Linked DNA regions of Mus musculus: region 2 is linked to region 1. The links are chromatin contacts, found by Hi-C or POLR2A ChIA-PET in ENCODE. All regions are on one chromosome and are shown on one strand. The core of a region is the stretch at or near the end of the contact, and the rest is flanking DNA. Distances in the headings are between cores, read along the strand shown. Region 1 has its middle 71 kb from the start of Kl. Region 2 overlaps Stard13 (StAR-related lipid transfer (START) domain containing 13).

What was found. Hi-C counts contacts between places; a loop is a spot of excess contacts on that map. ChIA-PET counts read pairs that join two places held with the same protein, here RNA polymerase II (POLR2A).
Region 2: a loop to region 1 is called in a map of left cerebral cortex, with 4 times the contacts of the local background. The contact joins two enhancer-like sites. A Hi-C loop is called at or near these places in 4 of 37 maps with a recorded cell type or tissue (all left cerebral cortex). POLR2A ChIA-PET finds 5 or more read pairs at or near these places in 1 of 5 experiments (Patski).

What each region holds. Positions count from the first base shown.
Region 1 is chr5:151,022,189-151,024,888 of GRCm38, reverse strand. No RefSeq gene overlaps it. Among named protein-coding and RNA genes, the nearest start is that of Kl, 71 kb to the right of the region's middle. Within about 2 kb of position 1,293, at least 1 of the 3 ENCODE cell types and tissues checked has a DNase peak (open chromatin) inside an H3K27ac peak, as active enhancers do.
Region 2 is chr5:151,055,624-151,058,323 of GRCm38, reverse strand. The region is part of intron 7 of Stard13 (StAR-related lipid transfer (START) domain containing 13); the gene reads left to right. Among named protein-coding and RNA genes, the nearest start is that of Kl, 100 kb to the right of the region's middle. Within about 2 kb of position 1,348, at least 1 of the 3 ENCODE cell types and tissues checked has a DNase peak (open chromatin) inside an H3K27ac peak, as active enhancers do.

The sequences.
Region 1 (2,700 bases), core at 44-2,543:
TATCATGGAGGCATTTCCTCAACTGAAGCTCCTTTCTCTGTGATAACTCCAGCTGTGTCAAGTTGACACAAAACTAGCCAGTACACTGATCCTCAACAGTCCACTCAAACATGGACTGTGAACTAAATTAAACTGTCCATGCATGAGGCCTGAGTCCTGGAAGCACACACAGGGACACCCAGAGGTGCCCTCAGTAATCTAGTAGGTATTTCTCAGTCCCGTCAAGGTGACAACTATGATTAACTACAAAAACAGCTCAAGGCTGCCAAATCTCACCTTTGCACTTAGGAGAACCCAGAAGCCTTTGATTGTGGGAAGTCCTACCCTTGTTAAGAACTTGCTGAGTCTGCTTTGTCTCCGTCTTATAAAACACAATTTTGTCAAGTTGGTGTTTTTGTTTTTAACCAGAGGAAGACCAAGGTGTTGGCATTCTGTCTGGATTCCACCCCCACAGTTACCTGGCAACAGCCAGGTAGGCCTGGCCCACTATAAAAGGGGCTGCTTGGCCCCTCCTCTCTCTCTCTCTCTTACTCTTGCCTCTCTCTTTTGCCTCTTGCCTTCTTGTTCCCCATCTCTCTCTATTCCCTTTCCCCCCACCCACTCTCCACGTGTTCATGCTGGTTTCTACTTCTCTACTCTCTCCCTCTCTCTGCCTTTCTCTGCCTCTATTACCCTCATAACTCCCCTCCCCGTGCCCTGAATAAACTCTATTCTATACTATACCGTTGTGTGGCTGGTCCCTCATGGGGAAGGGATGCCTTGGCATGGGCCCCGCTGAGGCCCCCCCTCCCCCCATACCTCACCACACCTCCACAGATTATATCTTAATATTTCTTTATCTTTTTATAATCACAACACAAGGACCTGACTATTTCTCATGCCAGTAGGACTCTCAATTCCACAGCAACTTGGAAATGGCAGCTTCCTGCTATCCATCAGTTTTGAGGAGTTTTGGGATAAACCCAGCAGTGTTTATACCCAGCATCGGATTCAAGGAATAGAAATATCCAACTAGCTCTGCAGCTTCTCAAAGGTCTGAGGGAGCCAGCGGCAAGGGAACTGCTTAGAGGGACTGAGATACTGTTATGATTTTCCCCGTGAATCCCAAGGTCTAGCTGGTCCAGTTTTGGTGAACTAGATCCAATTCTGGGCTCAGCTTGATGCAAAACAGACACCCAGCGGGGAACTTGGACAGACTCTGGCTCAGGAGGGATTTTAAACAGCAGCTCACTCAGCGGGGCTCCAGCTCTGTGGAGCTCGCTAGGAAGGGGTGGAGGGGCCTGCTTTCCCAGGGAAGACAGAAGAACAAGCTGTAATTCCGGTTCAAGGATTTGGGAGCGTAAAACAAACAGCGTCTCCAGTTCCCACATTCCAAAGTCAAGATGTTATGCAGAGATTGAAAATAGGTTGTTCAAGGTGACACTTCAGGCTCTGCGACTGCGGACGAGCCTCTAGAGCTAAAAGTTGTCATCTCTCCTTGAAAATGGGCACAATTGCATGAGGCTTTGCTGTGCGAGCACATTACAGACGTGCCAAATCCATTGATTTCCATGTCCGTGTAATTTCAACATACACATCATTTATGCATTAGACCAATACTACTCCCATTGTGTTTTAAAGAATAAAATAAGGCACAGAAAAACTCTCCTGAAATTACCTACCCAGGACAGAAAACCCTGGCAATTGAATCTCTGTTCTCCTGGCTCTTTGAGGAGGAGGCTGCTCTCCACAGAGTAGCCATGACAACCATACAGAGTAGATTTCTTGGGGTTTTCTGCTGAGACAGGAGCTGGAGTCTTCCACAGAACATGTTAAGTATAATTAGCAGATAATCTCCATAATGAAGACACTGCAGACTGAGACCTGCAAGCTTCCTGATGAATTCAGGATTTACAAAGGGATGGGGAGGAGAAACTACTCATTATGTACCTGAGCCTGCAGACCTGTAAATTCTGAGGTATACCCCACTGAGACACACACACACACCTCCAGGTTCTCACCCAGTGACATGTCTGGGTGCAGCTAGTCCAAAAATTGAGACTTGGGGTGAGAGCCCTGGATTTTTTCCATAGTTCTCAGTCCTTTGAAAAGGTGTCAATTACAATGCACTTGGGCTTCCAATTGCTCCCACATAGTTGACCAATCCTTGGTACAAGGGATTGATAAAGAGGCAACTGAGAATTCAGCATTTCTGGGTCTCCAGCTGCATCTTGCTTCTTCGAAACAAGATGAAAGGCTAAGAACACATTCAAAGGTGGCCACACATGGTCATGGAAGAATTTCAGCCCAGAATGTGCCACAGAGAACGGGCCGACATTGAAAACAATAATACAAGGAATTTTCAAAAACATATGTAGTAAAAAATAAAGAGGAGAGAGAGACCAGCTCTGCCTGATCATGTCAATGGGAAACAGAGGAAAGACAAACAATTCTTCCTTGTATGAACTATGACCATCTCCATCTTGAAATTCTTTGAAATTCCTGTGCTGCTGTGACAAGTGCAGGCTCCCACGTTCCCCACGATGAGTTAGGCAGGACCTGGCTGGAGAAAGTGAAGTCATCGGCCCAGAATTTGTGTCATGTCCTGGACTCTTCAGAGTCCTCCACGAAGGCTCCTGGCCTGGGCCTTCCTTACAAAGACTGTCAGCAGTGAGGCCCAAGAGTGACTGTGTGGGCGGAATTAAATTTCTGGTAGATTCT
Region 2 (2,700 bases), core at 99-2,598, 33 kb before region 1:
TGGTTGCTGACATGTAATTACTTTCAGTTGCAATTGTACCATGAATACACATACGTATATAAGAATTAGCCTTTTATAGGTGTTTTACTGAGAGACCAGGTCACCAGCAGTAACGGAGAAGACTCGTTTCAGACAGCTATGCTAAATCCTGTTCTCTTGGCCTCGATGTCTCTCACACACACCCAAGGGAGGCAGCATCGACACCCTGGTCCCCACAGGGAACCAGCATCTCCTACAACTAACTTCACTTCTCACAGTTAGAAGGGCTTTTCGTCATTGGTGTGATGCTGACCCTCTGTAGCCCTCATTAATAAACCCACTGTCAAGATCCTGTTGATGACATTGGCCACTGTGTCATGTAGCGCCCTTTCTGTGAGAATGAGAGGAAGAACCCCCCTTGCCCCTGGCTTTGGTCCTTGAGAACCATGTTTCTTTTGGCCCGCTGGCCTGTGTTTTGTATCGCAGACTCCAAGTTCATCTAACTGGGTGTGTTTTCCTCTCTGTAGTGCCTGCTTGAAAGCTCAAAGCCAAATGCATATTCCACTATAGGAAATGTAGATACCTCTTCGGGGCACAAATTCCTTAGTTGTGGCCCTCTTCCCAACTTATTAATCCTTTTTAATTTTTATTTGTTGTTGTAATTTCCCTTTCTGGTCTCTTTCAACTAACCTTTTATAGATCACTACAAGTCTTATTCTTTCTTGAACTAGTTTGGATATAAATAAGTGAATTGCAGTGCCCCTGGATAGAAAACACCACCCCACGCCATGGATTCATAGTGATGTCTGTACTTAAATCACTCCTCTGATTGGTCTCATCTCCCTTCTGCAGCCAAAACTGTAGACATGAAGTCCTAGGAAGAGAAGGGAGTGGACATACCGACCCTCTTCAGCCCCATTAGACTATCTTCTTCCCTGTATCAGTCTCAAAGAGTTCCGTGGTGGGAAAAATGTGTGCAGAGCTCTGTAGGAAAAGGTCCCTGACAGGGACATAGATACTGACAAGCCATATAGCCCGACTGGGGAAGCACTGGTGCTTCTCTTGCGTCATTAAAAAAAAAAGAAGCAGAAACAGCTGTGGGCTGTCCAAAGGAACATAGCTACTGCCTTGTGTATGGCCTTCCCTTTGCATGTCACGTATAGGGGAGTACACAGACAGTGCCTCCGTGTGGCAAAGAGGTGACAGAAGAGCGGGCAACAAGAAAACTAGAGAAGCAGGAAGCCAGGAGAATCGGTAGTGGGGGAAGACTACCCTAGAGATCTACAGCAAACACAAACTAAAGACAAAGAACAGGAGGCGGGGCTAGGAAGGGGAAGGAGGCAGGGCCAGGAAGGGGAAGGGAAACAGAAGTCCTTTCTCTGCCCTGGGTATCCCATTGGAATTGAAATTCACTTCTGCACAGGGCCTTGCACTCTCAACCCAGGATTGTGGGAGACCAGGAATACCACCACCCCCACACATCCTTCCTGTAAGCCACATTCCATGGGAACCATCTTCCAAGACTTCCATGAAGCTCTGACATTGAGCAGAGTGGGAGGTGGGGGTCCCTTCCCTGAAGGCTAAACACTCGAACATCAGCACTCATCAGAAGGCTGTCAAAGCCAGCCAGCAGCACAGAACCCTAAAACATTGCCAGCACTCACTTCCCACACTCCCCAGCATACTGCAGTTTATGTATGAAGAAGTACAGCATATCCATTTTCACCCTCGCAGATGGCTGCAGATGAAGTGAAGAGGTTTAGCCTTCAATTGCCAGCCATTTGTATTCGACATGGTGGCTTGTGAGACCAGCCTTGCTTTGTTGTGTGAGCTTTCACATCTGTCTTAAATCACCCACGCACCGCCGCAGCTCAGGTTATCTCTGGCTACTGATAAATACGAAGCTCCTGCAGTGAAAGGCTAAACCAACACCGCGCACGCGCAGAATCGCTGCCCATAGCACACACTACTTTATGACTCTTGCTTTCTGAATAAAGCCAACCTTTCTTCATTAGCTGAGGCCCATTTCTAAAGAAGAGGAAATGGAAGTCTTGATAAACATCATTAAGCCCTGCAAGGATTAGCATAAACAGGATGCCAGGGAGGAGATTTAATACTATTTAGATGAAATTTGAATTCTAATGCAGCACTCTCGCCCAGCCACTCCTTATAATGGAGCCGCAAGATTTAAAAGCCTAATAATTCTGGGAAGACACTTCATTTCCAGGGGAAGAGTTCTGTAACCTGCCGCCTGCACATCACCTTGTCGGCTGACTACCTGAGACAGGATGAAGGATGATCTGGAACCTTCCACAGAAACTGCTATTTGAGCCCAGGCTTTTAGGTAGCTGGGGATCGAAAACAAAAGGGAAAAAGGGGTGGAAGTAACCCAAAGGAGCACTTGAAACTCAACCTTTGGTCATTCGGCGGGGAGCTCGCAGGCAAGAGAGGTGCTCCTGCAGGGGGCGCTCCTGCAGAGGGTTCTTCATGGCTAAGCACCTTGTGCCTCCTGAGGAGAGCAGTGGAGATTGTAAAGAGCAGGCCTGCGGTGTAAATTCTGGGACCCAGTATAAAATCAAAGAGTACGATTTCTTGTTCATTTCTACTTTCATTTTTCAAAAGGGTTTAGTCATTTTTATCTTAAGTGCATGAGTGTTTTGCCTGCAAGTGTGTCTGTGCGCCACAGTGCATGTCCGGTGTCCACACAGGCCAGAAGAGGGC